Linked DNA regions of Homo sapiens: regions 2, 3 and 4 are each linked to region 1. The links are chromatin contacts, found by Hi-C or POLR2A ChIA-PET in ENCODE. All regions are on one chromosome and are shown on one strand. Each heading gives the region's core, a stretch centred on a gene start or an enhancer-like site at or near the end of the contact. The rest is flanking DNA. Distances are from core to core; before and after follow the strand shown. Region 1 holds the start of PDZD8 (PDZ domain containing 8). Region 2 holds the start of FHIP2A (FHF complex subunit HOOK interacting protein 2A). Region 3 holds the start of MCMBP (minichromosome maintenance complex binding protein). Region 4 holds the start of BAG3 (BAG cochaperone 3).

Region 1 (3,647 bases), core at 717-3,216:
CGGGCCGGGCGCGGTGGTTCACTCCTGTAATCCTAACACTTTGGGAGGCCGAGGCAGGCGGATTACTTGAGGTCAGGAGTTCGAAACCAGCCTGGCCAATACGGTGAAACTCCGTCTCTACTAAAAAATACAAAAAAAAAAAAAAAAAAAAAAAAAATCAGCAAGGCGTGGTGCCATACGCCTGTAACCCCAGCTACCTGGGAGGCTGAGGCAGGAGAATCGCTCGAACCTGGGAGGCAGAGGTTGCAGTAAGCCGAGATCGCGCCACTGTACTCCAGCCTGGGCGACACAGCAAGACTCTGTCTCAAAAACAAAAACAAAAAAAACCCACAAAAGTATTCCTTTGCAAGAGTTACCACCTCTGCCTTGAAAGGTGTCAAACCATCAAAGCAAAAGTGGCTTGCAATGTCAAATTAGCACAGACCTGGGCTATAAGCACACTCTTCACGCGTGTACTGTGTCCAGGAACAATTTCTCAAAGCGGCCAAGGGGATGCTGCAAAGCCAGTGACGCGGCTGCCCTCAATGCAGCAACCACATAGAGGGAGAGTTTCTCAACAGTCCCAGAAGCGACTCCTGGGGATTAGGGTAGGCTTCCCTTCCATTTCCAATATGCTGCTTATAAAAGGAGACGATTCTGCCCGCGTTGACAGCACCCTGAGTCCCCATGAACACGCGAAAAGGTTTCTAGCTCCTATCAATGCCGTTCGGAAGCAAAGCAAGTGTTCACGACTCGCCTTGATCTGGGGCCCTGTCCAGGGTGGGAAGGCCCCAGAAGCAGGCGCCAGGACAGAAATGAGCCTTTGCCCTTCCCAATCCACGCAGCGTCCCGCCCAGGCCCGGGTTCCCGGCAGCCAGGCCCCCTCCCCGACCTCCAGCTCACCTGATCTTGTAATTCGGTAGGGTGTGCTTGCGCTTGATGATCTTCTTGAGCTGGTTGACGATGATGGAGGTGAGCTGGGGCATGGGCCGCCCTTCAAACTGGGAGCGCACCTCGAAGTCGATCAGCGGGTCTTCCACGAAGGAGAAGAACCAGTGGGTGAAGGGCACGCGCGTAAAGACCAAGCGCAGCCTTCCCACCACGCGGGACAGCTTGACAAACAAGTAGGCGGACTTGCCGAAGACCAGGTCCACGTCGATGGCCAGGTGGAAGCCCCCGTTGTACTCCACCTCCGCCTCGAAGGCCAGCTCCTCGGGGCAGGCGGCGGGCAGCGCCTCCCCTTCAGGGCCATCGGGCTCCCCGGTGGCCGAGGGCACGACTGGCCGCACGAGCCGGATGGTCTTGATGAAGGGCACCGTCTCGCCCAGGAACACGTCCCGCAGGCTCAGCCCCTCCAGCAGGCGCCCGGCCGTCTTGGTCTGCAGCAGCTCCTCGAACTCCACCTTGATCTTCTTGGTGACCCAGCGGCGGGTCAGCGCGGTGTCCCGCAACTCCCGGAACAGGAATAGGATGGTGGCGTTGAGGAAGTAGCAAGTCTCCCGCGTCGGCGGGGCGGGGGTCTCGGGGGCCGCGGTGGGGGTCGCGCCGCCCTCAGGGGCCGCTCCGGAGGGCTCCTCATCCCGGCCGCCGCCATAAAGGTACTCCCTTAGGAGCAGGCCCGGCACTGGCTTGATGTAGCGGAAGCCCTCGCCCGCGCGGGCGGCCTCGTCCGCCGGCGGCTCGGGCTGTCTGCGGTACAGCAGGAAGAACTGGGCGAGGAGCGTGAGGAAGGAACCCAGCACGGCCGACGCCAGGATCATGAGCAGCAGCCCCATCCCGCCACCGCCTCCGCCCGGGCCCCTACTCCCGCGCCCACAGCGCCGCTTTCTTCACGCCGCCGCCCCCGCTGCCTCCATTTTGAGGACATCGGGCGGCTGGGTCGGGGCGAGCGGCTCCGTGGGCCTCGTCCAGGGGCTCGGGCCGGCGCGCTGCGGCGCCCGAGCCCGCAGCGGCCCGCGCCTCCTCAGACGCTCCCGAAGGGCCGGTGTGGCGGCGGCGGCAGCGGGGCCGGGACCGGCGCCTCCCTCAGGCCTCCACTCATTGGACGAGCAGCGCGTGACGTCAGAGGCGTGCTCGCTCCCGGCGGCGTCGCCCAGCAGTCGGCGCCCGGGCACGCGGACGCGGGTCCTCCTTTACTTCTCTGCGGCCCTTCCAACCTCGTCCCCCCACGCCAACATTCCAATCCCCGCGGCGCGCGCCGCCACCCACGTGGCCGTCACTTCTGGAGCTGCGGTCGGGATCTGGGAGGACGGCTGGGGACGCGGGCTGGAGGATAAGGCGGTCCGGCGGAGCGGGCCTGACGCGTTCCGGATGCCGGCCATCCCGTTATCCTCGGCTGCGCCCATCCCCCGTCTCTGGCCGCAGTCCCCGCGGTTACCTCTGCAGCGGCGTCGCTCATCCTGCGGTGTGCTTCTTCCACTCGCACCCGTGACAGCCCGGCTGGCAGCGGCGCTTTCCCTGCGGGCAGCACCGCAGACGATCCGAGCGGGCCTTTCGGACGCTTCCCAAGCCCACGGCGAGAGGGGACCGACTGCCTCAGAGGCAGCCATCGCGGACCTGCCGTCCCCCCGGCAGACGCTCTGCGTCCGCGGAGGGTGGGCCCTGGGAAGGAGGGACGCAGGGAAAGGGCGCGCCACGCGGAATGACTTTCCCACCGAGGTGGATCTTCGAAATTTCAGGGAGGAGGAAGTTGAAAGAACAGCCAGGAGGAGAGATGCATAGTGAAACGAGTTTGCCAAGTGATTGGAAGATTAATATGCGACCCGCTGTCAGTCTCTGGTTAAGCCGGTAGTCCATCTATGAGGCAGTTATTCACTGTTAGCCCCCACCCACTTGACAGATGCCAACACTGGTGCAGAGAGCGTGGGGAGGTTGCGTGGGGCCGCAGAGTGGAGCCTGGTTTATCTAACACTAAACCCTAATGTCTTGATCACTACTCTCTGCCCTAACACAGAAACTGCTTCAGTTGTAAGCAGGCCAGTGGGTTCCCTAATGTTCAGGAAGGGAGAATTGGGGAGGCGGATTAGGGAAGACGGCAAGGAATTTTGCATAGAGTAGCACCTTAACCAAAGCCACGAAGCTAAGCCAGGTTGCCCAGCAACAGCGTTACTCCTCCTGCCCTCTGACTACTTAGTGGTTACATCATAAATGCTTATCCCTCCAAGCACGTGGAGTTCCAGTCCTGCAGGAGTCAGATATCCCATACCTTAAAGGCCGATTCTGGCTGTACCTAAGGAGCCAGGGCAGGGCTCCTCTCTAGCCCTTGAAAACCTTCAAGCCGGCCGGGCGTGGTGGCTCACGCCTGTAATCCCAGCACTTTGGGAGGCCGAGGCGGGCAGATCACGAGGTCAAGAGATCGAGACCAGCCTGGCCAACATGGTGAAACCCGTCTATACTAAAAATACAAAAATTAACCGGTCGTGGTGGTGCGCGCCTGTAGTCCCAGCTACTCAGGAGGCTGAGGCAGGAGAATCACTTGAACCCGGTAGGCGGGGGTTGCAGTGAGCCAAGATCACGCCATTGCACCCCAGCCTGGGCGACAGTGCAAGACCCTGTCTCAAAAAAAAAAGAAGAAAACCTCCAAGCCAAGGATTCTCTTAACTGTAGGTGATTCTACCACAAAAATAGACCTGACCCAGCTGGGACAGGTACAGAACTTCGGAACCAGG
Region 2 (3,647 bases), core at 717-3,216, 2.6 Mb before region 1:
TAACCATCTTAAACTGTGTATGAATATAATAACAATAAGCATACATACATGCTCTCAGTTGAAGCAGACACGGCCAGAATTTGGTAAGGGGCACAAAACAACAGAGGATGCCTCCAGCATTCTGGGGGTAGTACGTAGAAAATTAAGGTCGTATTTATCTGCCAAGGAGCACCGCAGGGATATAAACCACAAAAACAGGAGGGAAAAGAAGCCCAGTTAAGATCTCCTCCTTAATTCCTGATTTCTGGCCCTATTATTTTGCTAAATACCACTACCACAACTCAGAACAAGTATAAGTGTCTGTGCATCTCTTACTAGGGACTGGGCACTGTTAAAGTGTTTTACATATATTAATTAATTCCCACAACAACCTCAAGAGGTAGGTACTGTTCTCCCCTTTTGACATATAAGCAAATTAAAACACAAAGAAGTTAAATAACTTTCCACTGTGGGTGGCAGAGCTGGGACTTAGGCTACCCAGCCCCAGAGCCTGGCCAGTTACCACCACTCCATATGACAGCCACCTTTTCTCTGTTCCATGAATCAATTACAGATATATATACGTGTGTGTGTGTATACATGTATATATACGTATGTGTATATATACGTTTGTGTATGTATAAACGTATGTGTGTGTATACATGTATGTGTGTGTGTGTGTGTGTGTGTGTGTGTGTGTGTGTGTATTTTTTTTTTTTTTTTTGAGATGGAGTTTTGCTCTTGTTGTCCAGGCTGGAGCGCAATGGCGCAACCTTGGCTCACTGCAACTTCCGCCTCCCGAGTTCAAGGATTCTCCTGCCTCAGCCTCCCAAGTAGCTGGGATTACAAGCATGTAATCCCATTACACCACCACGTTCGGCTAATTTTTTTTTTTTTTTTTTTTTTGTATTTTTAATAGAGACGGAGTTTCACCATGTTGGCCAGGCTGGTCTCGAACTCCTGGCCTCAAGTGATCCTCCCGCCTTTGCCTCCCAGAGTGCTGAGATTACAGGCGTGAGCCACCGCGCCTGGGCCAGATACGTATTTTCAGCACTGGTTGTGCAAAACTCACTCCCCACCTCATCTTAAGAACTTAATGAACCTTTTGGTAAAACGCCAATACCAGCATAAAACAAATTTCTTCAGGATACAAATATTTTCATAATTTGTATTAACTCAACCTAAACTTTACCAGCCTGAACTGCTTCTTCAAGGCTTGACTAATACACTGTTAGGGAGTATTTTAAGCAGCCTCCACCCAAGTGCTTACCTTGTAGCTCTATTTATCTGCCTTAGGCATTTACTGGACTCCTTTCAGATTCTTTCCCTCGCTAATGTTTTCCGGTATCATCTGATAACTGAATAGAAAATGCTGTTCTGAATCACTACACCTCACTATCAACCATATCACAAATAAATTATGTTATATATTATATATAAATATTATAATGGGCTATTTAAACTAAGCCAGCCGTCTTACCATGTGCTCATGTGGGATTTCCTGTTTCAATGTTGAATAATAATATATTTTAAAGTTAGCAAAGCCATTTCACCTGCAGTCGTTGATTTCTTCAAAATCTGAGCATTTAAATCCATTGCCAATGTTTGCTTAAAGAACACTGTTTTCTTAACGAGTCTTCCAAATCGGTCCTTACAGGAAGAACCTCTGAATGCTATACGCATATATGGACGGCTGCGTGTCCCTACAAAGTCAGCCTGTTACTTCCACTGGAGAAACAAAACTCTTGAGAATCGCTGAGCTGTAAAAATGTTAGAAAGCCGGTGTCCCAGGCGCCCTGAGAAAGCCGGGAGAGGGCGGTGGCTGCCCACAGGCCGCCTCCAGCCCCGCGCGAGGCCGAGGCCTCAGCGCGCCCCCCGCCCCCGCGGCGCCTAGCGGCCCCGCCGCAGGGCAGGCCTGGCCGGGCCTCCCCGGGCTGCGGCGGCGCCCCCTGCAGGCCGCGGCGGGCAGAGCGGGGGGAAGGAACCCGAGCCGGGCTGCCACCGTGTCCCAACCGGTGCCGCCGCCGGAGCTTCTCCGGGCCCCGAGTCCTCGCCGAACGCCCTCCTCGCCGCCCGCCGCGTCCCGGCGCCCTCCGGAGCCGCCGAGCCGCCCGCGCACACCTGAAGCGGCCGGGCCAGGCCCTGCCTCGATCCTCAGCTCGTCCTCCCCGCCCCGCACCGGCCTTCACTCTGGAGCGGCCCCGGCAGCCGCAGCAGGGGCGGCGGCGGCGGATCGAGGAGCTCTCCAGGTCGTCCCGGGAGAGGCTGCTGCAGTCCCGGGACAGGATGTTCTCCAAGTTCACCTCCATCCTGCAGCACGCCGTGGAGGCGGTAAGGCCGCGGGCTGCGGGCGCACGGCAGGCCGGGGATGGCGGCGGCCTACGCTCCCCGGCGGCCTCGGGGACAAGCCGGGCGGCCTTGGCCCGGCCCTCGGCGGCCCTGTCCCCGGTTGGGGTGAGGCCCCAGGCGGGCGCCCTGGGCGGCCGCCGGGTCGTGGGGGCGCCCGGGGCCTCGGGCCTGGCTCTGCGGGGGTCCCGTCGGTCCCTGGCTGCCCCAGGCCGGCAGTCCCTGCCCTCCTCCAGGAGCCGGGGCGGGGGTGCCGGGGAGGACCTGGCCGCCCAACGCCGCTCGGTGGTCGCCTCATTCCTCTGATGGGGCCGGGGGTTCGGGGAGCACCTGGCGGGGTCGCAGAGAGCTCCCCCGGGCTCCCTTAACGTTAACCTTCTCCGGAAAAAAAGTGGTCAGCGTTGAGCAAGACAAAAGAAACGAGCAAGCACCGCTTGGGCTTGGTTCTGTTTTGTTTTGGTTTTCGGGGGTAGAGGTGGGAGAGGCATGGTCTCGCTGTGGGGCGTCCCTGGCGAGGGAGCCGCCGACCAGCCCCCGGGTTGCTGGCTTTTGCTTTCTTGGGCCTGGAGGCCGAACTCAGCTGAACCTTATGTATTGATCTGAAATAGGAGTTTGGAGGGTCCAGTCGAGTTTGCTTTCGACAGCTTCCAAGCTCACCGAGCCCAGAGACCATCTGTTTCCTTTCTTGTCTAGTTCTCTTCCTGGACACTCTTCGTTTATCCTGCAATTGTACTCTCCTTTGAGGGTTTTAGACACCAGCATAGAGACAGTATTCAAGTATCCTAGTAGACTAATAAGTGAAAAGAAACTAAAAAGAAAATGCCTTGTCACTGTTCTAGTAAGAATGCTAGTTGCTTCACTTGTTTACTTTATTCTGGGAGAACTGCCCAAATTGAAAAATGCATTCTGTGCAGAAACAATTACTTTGCTAATTTTTAACATGACATTCTCTTCCTATGTTCATATTATGTGATAGGACACTTTAAAATGTACACTTTAAAAATGTCAGATACAACAATGATTTTTTATGGGCAGGCAAAAATGGAGTTTTTGCCTTCAGTAATAAAAACAAACTTTAGTACAATTGTTATTTAAGTGATACATGAGAAGCGTTAAAAAATTTAGCTCTAGGGCAAGCTCTTGGGAAAATGTATCAAACAGGAAAAACAGGGTTTCATAAATGTAGAGCAGTATTACACGGAGGGAAATGACAGTGGTAGACTTCAAGACAACTTTTAGTTTTTACTTGCTTATACACACTCTACTTTTGTTGAAAGAATTTAACTGCAGTTTATTAAAACATTTAAATTTTGTTTTCTTTA
Region 3 (3,647 bases), core at 611-3,110, 2.5 Mb after region 1:
TTAGAAGACAAAATTTGACACAAATACATTCAAATCTCTATCAAATATGAAATCATCTCATTTATCCAGCAAAATCAGAGTATGGGGTATTTCTAATAAATAAACTTTCTAATATTAGTAACTGAAATTTAACCCTTTAAGCACCAAACCTTTTTACTTTGGAGGGATTTTTCCTAAAAAGTATCTATGCATCTGCACCCTCTTAAACCAATGCTACAATTGAATCTTCACTTGACATTTTGGGGCCATTGTGTTGACCATCGATTATCATTTCTAGAATTCTTATGAACATAAATTACTAGGATTTAGTGGAGAAATATATGCCCCTTCCTCAAAGCACCCTTGACTGCTATATAGTGAATTTTTTTTTTTTTCAAGTATGAAGGTAGTTTTAAATTTCTTCATCAGGCTGTCAGTGTTCACTGGCTAAGTTCGGACGTCTATCCAGGCTTTTTTCTAATATAATGCCATTAGTTACAGCCTGGGAAGCCAGGTAACTAAACTAATTAGAATTACAGGTAAATTAATAAGGACTTCCTGAGTAAGCACTAGAGGCCCTCCTATAAGAAATACCATACATTGTTTGCCGTCGATTTTGGCTGCTGAGGATGATTTAGCTTCCCACTGCCTTTTCTCTCTAGTACCCCAAGATGTTTTTTTCAATGAGCTAAGGCCGCTCTACAACTCTAAGTTAACTCCAGACAAGTCAGGTGTTGCCATCTACAGTGATTTCTAGCTGGATCTGACTCCGCCACTCATTACGTGTAAAAAGACACTGGGGAATGGAACGGTTGTCAAAATGCCCAGTTAACGACAACAAATATAAACTTTTCTTCGTATACCCTTCGCAGTAAAGTAGCAACAGCAATCGCAACCAAAATTTACTAAGCTCGCCTGCAGGATTCTCAGCCCTGTGTACAAACTCAAGTAGCTCAATATTTCTTGCTGGCTCTGGCACAGGAGCAGATCCAGACTAGATGGGTTCTAAAGTCATCCCAACAGGAAAACTAAGCTATGAACATTAAATCTTATCTCTGAAAGAGAGAATGAGGGTAGCACAGGAGTTAGAACCAACTTCTGTGCAAGCGAGCACTCCCCGACGCACCGGAAGTTTTGAAATATCCTGTGGGCTTCCCACAGGCAAAGTGGTTTTCCCTCCCCGCGGCTCTGCGGGCCCTCCCCAGGGTTCGAGGACCTCCGAGTTTGCTGCGCCCGGGGCCGGGGCCCTGGCCCTGCCACAGGCTGGGAGCGAGGCCGTCAATCACAGCCCGCGAATCACAGCCCGCGCCCCACGACTTCACCTTGGCGGCTCCCAAGCTGCGACTCGGGCAGGTGGGAGGTACCTGCGGCCCGGCTCCTGCCCCTGCCTGCTGCGACCGGGGGAGAGGCTGTCCCAGCTGGGGCCGGTGCAGGCCCCGGGGCCCCGTCTCGGGCCACGCGAGCCCTCGAGATGGTACCGCGTGGGGGCCGCGCGGCGGGGCCCTGCCCCGGGGCCCGGCAAACTCGGCTGCCCGCCCGGCCCGCCCCCCGGCGCCGCCACTCACCGAAGAATCCCTGCACGATTCCCAGCGGGTGGCTGAGCCAATCCTCCCCACACGGCATCTCGCCAGGGGCCGGGGCCGGCGAAGACCGGGCGGAGGCGATCCGCGGGCCGAGCGCGGCCGGGCGGCCGGCGCCCAGCTCCTCTTCAGCGGCTCGGCCGCTCCTCGCCCGCGTTCGCTCGCGCCCTCCCACGCACAGCGAGCCGCGGGGCGCGGGCCTCCCGCGCCTCAGGGAGCGGCGGCTGCGGTGGGGCCGCCGAGGAGCTGCTGGCGACAGTCAGGCGGGCGCGTACGGGCCCCTAGCCTTCACTTCGCACAATGGCGGGAAATAGCCGCCGCCGACCGCGCTGCCTGCGACCTGGGTGGAGCTCGCGTGGGGAGGGGCGGCGGGAGCGCGCGGCGCAGCGCGGCTCTGCGCGGCGAGGAGGAGGGGCGGCGGCGGCGCCGCCATCTTGGAGACGGGCAAAAGGAAGGGCACGCAGCGCCGCTGGAGGCTGCGCAGCGCGGGGCCCGGCGACGCGCTCCAAGGGCGGCGCGTTGTCGTTTGTACCCCTGGGCCGGCGTGTAGCGGGAACTCCCATAGTGGGCTTATAAGAGGGCAAAGCGAGTCTGCACAACAGCTGAAAAGCATTAAGCTCAGAGACCTCAGAGTCATCTCTGGGCAAAATTAGTGGGCGAAACCGCCTTGGGAATCCGCCCACCTCCTCTTCGTGCCTTTTTTTTCTTTTTTTGCTGATGGCAGCACTTTTATTTGGGTCCCCGGCCCGAAACCCTGAGTGGTGACTTTTCCCTCAGCTGCACAAGGTCTCCCTGAGGAAGGTGCACATTTAGAGAAGGGGAACCTCGGAGGACCCCACGCTCCTTCTGCAGTCGCGTCAGGCCCTGTGGCTCAGGGACGGTTCCTTACCGAGGGGCGGGCGCTCTAAACGCTCCGGGCCCGGCCTGCGCCCTGGTTGCGAACACCGGGTCGGCGTCTGTCTGGAAGCTGGCAGCCGCCGTCGGGGAGCGGTGCGAGGCTCCTGCACTGCGCGCCGCTAGGATACCCTGGAGAAGGAAGCTACGAAGACCGACTACAGCAGCCTTTTGCTGAGGCAATTTGGAAAATACCCAAGTTCAAGAGTGAAACTGTGGGAGTCGCTCTGAACCTCTTCTGGTTCAGGAGGCTGTCCGATAAAAAAGAAAAAAAGAATGAAACTGTGTCTCCCCTGGGCCTGAAATGTACCTAAGAAAACCCCAGGCCCATCAGATATATCTACTCAATGAAAAAAGGGCATGGTGACGGAAGGGGAATGACCTGAATGGAATCTACAAAGTGAGGAGCTGAAGGAAAAAAACGGAACCCGTGTCTCAAACCCTCCTTGGGGCTGTAGGAAGGGGGGAAAATCTTTCTACCTTTCTAGGTTCTCCACTGCGGCCCTTATCACAAAGCTCGGATTGGCAAAAGAAAAATTTAGTAACATGTACATCTTATATGGGCAAAACTCAAGGAAGAGTAACTCAAACAGGTGGCTTAGAATGGGGGAATTACGTAGCATTTACAATAAAGAACAATAACTGGGGAGAAATGGCGAAAGCAGTTTGAAGTTTCCAAAAACAGCAGAGTGGGAAGGCAGAGATACGAGAAACTAATGGTAGTTACAGGTAGTGAGTAAAGTGTGTTATGTAGGTTCTTCTAGCGCCATCGCTGGCTGATAAGGGTCTAAAGTTGTCTCTGGTGACTAACTTTTGTCCCTGGTAGAAAGAGGAGGTGGGACACCTTTGAAAATGTATGTCCTGCTCTTAGGTACATAGTGGAAGGGTAGGGAGCTTGTTTTGTACAGATGCTCCTCTACTTACTCTACTTAGGATGGAGTTACATCCCAATAAACCCATTGTAAATTGAAAATATCATTAGTTGAGGCCCAGCGTGGAGCCTCACTCCTGTAATCCCAATACTCTGGGAGGCCAAGGCGGGCGGATCATGAGGTCAAGAAATGGAGACCATCCTGGCCAACATGGTGAATCCCCATCTCTACTAAAAATACAAAAATTAGCTGGGCCTGGTGGCGCACGCCTGTAGTCCCAGCTACTCTGGAGGCTGAGGCAGGAGAATCACTTGAACCCGGG
Region 4 (3,647 bases), core at 692-3,191, 2.3 Mb after region 1:
TTTTAGTAGAGTTGGGGTTTCACCATGTTGGCCAGGCTGGTCTCAAATTTCTGATCTCAAGTGATCCGCCGCTTGGCCTCCCAAAGTGCTGGGATTACAGGCGTGAGCCACCATGCCCCGCCCCTGCATACTTTGAATCTCCCAAAACTACCAATAGCCTACTCTTGACGGAAAGCCTTGCCAATAACATGAACAGTCAATTAACACATATGTTGTATATGTATTATATGTATTCGTGCAATAAAGTAAGCTAGAGAAAAGAACATGTTAAGAAAATCATAAGGAAGAGATTTTACATTTACATAAGGAAGAGTAGTACACTTACTACTCATTTAGTGGACGTGATCATCATAAACGTCATCATCCTCATTATCTTCACGTGGAGGCTGAGGAGGGGAAGGAAGAGGAAGGGTTGATTCTCCTGTCAAGGGGTGGCAGAGACAGAAGAGGTGGAGGAGGTGGAAGGGGAGACTGGAGAGGCAAGCACATCGGTGTAACTTTTATTGAAAAAAAATCCATGTACAAGTGGACCTGCTCAATTCAAACCCATGTTAAGGGTCAACTGTACAGTAATCTGAAGTATGTAACCTGATGTTACATTTCTCTCAATCATTTCTCTCTTTCTTTCTCTCTCTTTCTTTTAAAGAGATAGGGTCTTGCTCTGTCGCTTAGGTTGGCATGAAGAGCAAAATCATAGCTCATGGCAGCTTCAAACTCCTGGGCTCAAATGAGCCTCCCACCTCAGCCTCCTGAGTAGCTGGGACTACAGGCATAAGCCACTGCACCTGGCTTATTTTTTGTTTATGCAGAGATGGGGGTCTTACTGTGTTGTCCAGGCTGGTCTCAAACTCCTGGACTCAAGAGGTCCTCCAGTCTTGACTTTCCAAAGTGCTGGCATTATAGGCATGAGCCATGGTGGCAAGCCCTCATCAGTTATTTTTCTATGATTCTGTCTCTCTGTCCCCTCCTTACAAGGAAAGTAATTTTGAAACAACCAATCCAGTCTTGGTTCTTTGTTTCTGCTTTCTTCAGCCCTTCTCTGTCTATAAAACCAACCTCTTCTGCTCAGCTCATGGGAGCACTTATTCTAATTTAATGGAGATGTTGCCCAATTTCTAGAATCACAAATAAGATCTTTAACAATAAAAGTTAAAAAATGAAAATCAACAACAACAACAACAAAAAAGATCTTTAAATGTGTTGTAATTTTCTCCTTTGACAGGTTACAAGTGCAATTGAATAAACCAAACAAAAAATGTCATGGTTATTCGGTCTTTACTTCCCAAATCAGGGTCAAGATATAAGATAGCAAGAACCAATCTCTACCATAAAAAAGATCCAGACCCAAGAAAATGTGATTTATCTTTAAAGCTGCAACGAAACTTTCTTTTTAGTCTAGGAGACTAAAAGCCATCAGTTGATACAATCTCTTTTTTTCTTGAAGTTTCCAAAGGAAGGCAGGTGAGTTTGCACTGACTTCCATTTTCTCCCTGGCTTCCTTCCGGTGTCAGATGAGAGTCCCCGCGCTCCTCCCGGACAGCCCTCAGGGTCCTCGGCTATCATATATGGGGGAGGGGGTGGAGGTGGGCGAGATGGTTTTGTTTGTACAGGAAGGACGGGCGGCAGGCACGGGGAGCACGGGCTCCGGCCCCGGGAACACTCACTCGGCGCAAAGGAGAGGGAGAGAGCGACTATGAAAGCCGAAACCCGCCCGGGGCGCACGGAGGACGGCCCCAGTCCAGCTCGTCCGGCTTCCCACCCGCAGGCGGACCCCGAAGCCGCGCCCGCGCCCGCCCGCGGCGACTCCGGCCCGGGCACGCGCACGAGTCGGAAGGGGGAGGGGCGGGAGGAGGTGGGGGAGGGGCGAGCGGGCCGAGGCCCCGCCCCCGCTCCTCTGCCCCGCCCGCCGCGATTATAGCCGATGACTCAGGGCGGAGCTCCGCATCCAACCCCGGGCCGCGGCCAACTTCTCTGGACTGGACCAGAAGTTTCTAGCCGGCCAGTTGCTACCTCCCTTTATCTCCTCCTTCCCCTCTGGCAGCGAGGAGGCTATTTCCAGACACTTCCACCCCTCTCTGGCCACGTCACCCCCGCCTTTAATTCATAAAGGTGCCCGGCGCCGGCTTCCCGGACACGTCGGCGGCGGAGAGGGGCCCACGGCGGCGGCCCGGCCAGAGACTCGGCGCCCGGAGCCAGCGCCCCGCACCCGCGCCCCAGCGGGCAGACCCCAACCCAGCATGAGCGCCGCCACCCACTCGCCCATGATGCAGGTGGCGTCCGGCAACGGTGACCGCGACCCTTTGCCCCCCGGATGGGAGATCAAGATCGACCCGCAGACCGGCTGGCCCTTCTTCGTGGACCACAACAGCCGCACCACTACGTGGAACGACCCGCGCGTGCCCTCTGAGGGCCCCAAGGTGAGCCGGGCCCGCGGCCCGCCCTGGTCGGTGGCGCCACCTCGACGGCAGGCGGCGGGGAGTGGGCTGGGCCGGGGGGACGCGAGGCGGCGGGGCCCGGGGGTCGGCGAAGGCCCCTCGCGGGCGGACACCGGCTCCGCGCCCCGCCACACACTCCCGCTGCGCCCGGACGAGTCCCCGCTCCGGACCCGCCCTTGACAGGCGTCGGGGCGAAAGGAGGCCCCGGGATTCGGTGGCCCGGGAAGCGACCCCGCAGTGGCTCCGGTGCCGTCCACGGCTCGACTCCAGGGCGGAAGGCCGGGTGTCCAGCGCTGGCCTCGCGCTCTAGGGCTGGGAGAGGGGCGGCCGGCCTGGTCAGCTCCGGAGGCCCCGGCCCACCGTGGCCCCTGCTGCCCGCTCGGCCTCCGGGCCCGGGACCCGCGGCGCACCCTGCTGACCGCGGACTCGAGGGGGACACTCGCAAGCTTGGATGGTGGTTTTGGGGGGAATTTTACCGCTCAAGTTCTCCAACTTGGTTGAGGGGTATCTTGGCTACTGTCCCATGTTAGGCACCCAATGACTCTGGAGGCTGGTGTCAAAACATTCATATATATATGTGTGTGTGTGTATTTTAAATTAAAATTGTATTATTGTTTGAAAGTGCTTTCAATATGAACGTATCCTAGTATGATTTGTAAAATAAAAAACAGGGTGTGCTTCTCCCCAGCAGTTTCTAGAGATCTAGACTAGAGATCTGAGACTGTCTTACAGTTGGCCATTGCCTTACCACATTGCCTCACACTGGAGAGAAAGAGAATGATACGTGTATATTTATAATGGCATTCGCTTCCTGCCTTGTTATGGTATTAAAATACTTAGGATTTGTTACCAGTACACAAATAACTGACTAATGATACTCTTGTGAATACAGCAGAAGTATGTCTCATTTACATACATGCAAGGATATATACTTCTTAATCCCCAAGAGCATGAAATTTGAAAATGTAAATTTGGAATGAGTGTGTTAATTTTCAAAAATCAGAGTTAGTTATACTATTCTTTCAATTTTTTATAAATTTGAGCTTTCAGGATAAAAAGTTTTTAAAATAAATATGTTATACTTAAAGCTGAATTGTTAACGCCGTCTGGGCAAGATAAAAGCAGCAAAGAGCTGGTAAATTATTTTGAAGATTTAAAAACTCACCAAATTAAAACTGCTGTGTAACCCATTGTTTTAGAAGAAAGACCTGT

Evidence for each region. Hi-C counts contacts between places; a loop is a spot of excess contacts on that map. ChIA-PET counts read pairs that join two places held with the same protein, here RNA polymerase II (POLR2A). Pooled maps may share reads with other maps.
Region 2: a loop to region 1 is called in a map of CD8-positive, alpha-beta T cell, with 10 times the contacts of the local background. The contact joins the promoter of FHIP2A here to the promoter of PDZD8 in region 1. A Hi-C loop is called at or near these places in 2 of 168 maps with a recorded cell type or tissue (B cell and CD8-positive, alpha-beta T cell), 5 of 37 single-sample maps with no recorded cell type and 7 of 50 pooled maps.
Region 3: a map of CD8-positive, alpha-beta T cell shows a loop between it and region 1 (30-fold over the local background). The contact joins the promoter of MCMBP here to the promoter of PDZD8 in region 1. A Hi-C loop is called at or near these places in 3 of 168 maps with a recorded cell type or tissue (CD8-positive, alpha-beta T cell and naive thymus-derived CD4-positive, alpha-beta T cell) and 11 of 50 pooled maps.
Region 4: a map of naive thymus-derived CD4-positive, alpha-beta T cell shows a loop between it and region 1 (15-fold over the local background). The contact joins the promoter of BAG3 here to the promoter of PDZD8 in region 1. A Hi-C loop is called at or near these places in 1 of 168 maps with a recorded cell type or tissue (naive thymus-derived CD4-positive, alpha-beta T cell) and 6 of 50 pooled maps. POLR2A ChIA-PET finds 5 or more read pairs at or near these places in 1 of 52 experiments (OCI-LY7).

What each region holds. Positions count from the first base shown.
Region 1 is chr10:117,373,474-117,377,120 of GRCh38, forward strand. PDZD8 (PDZ domain containing 8) reads right to left here and starts at 1,967. Exons shown (of 5, transcript NM_173791.5): 1 at 883-1,967. The coding sequence starts at 1,754. RefSeq lists silencers at 1,458-1,637, 1,738-2,057 and an enhancer at 2,288-2,407.
Region 2 is chr10:114,819,814-114,823,460 of GRCh38, forward strand. It overlaps FHIP2A (FHF complex subunit HOOK interacting protein 2A), which reads left to right and starts at 1,967. Exons shown (of 17, transcript NM_020940.4): 1 at 1,967-2,310. The coding sequence starts at 2,266. It overlaps LOC124902508 (translation initiation factor IF-2-like), which reads right to left and starts at 3,135. Exons shown (of 2, transcript XM_047426127.1): 1 at 1,460-3,135. The coding sequence starts at 2,288. The coding sequence ends at 1,683. RefSeq lists silencers at 1,716-2,025, 2,036-2,385, 2,446-2,665 and an enhancer at 2,371-2,871.
Region 3 is chr10:119,870,983-119,874,629 of GRCh38, forward strand. MCMBP (minichromosome maintenance complex binding protein) reads right to left here and starts at 1,861. Exons shown (of 16, transcript NM_001256378.2): 1 at 1,545-1,861. The coding sequence starts at 1,602. RefSeq lists a silencer at 1,316-1,965 and enhancers at 2,196-2,355, 2,221-2,390.
Region 4 is chr10:119,649,439-119,653,085 of GRCh38, forward strand. It overlaps BAG3 (BAG cochaperone 3), which reads left to right and starts at 1,942. Exons shown (of 4, transcript NM_004281.4): 1 at 1,942-2,417. The coding sequence starts at 2,238. RefSeq lists enhancers at 1,080-2,034, 1,415-1,494 and a silencer at 1,695-1,994.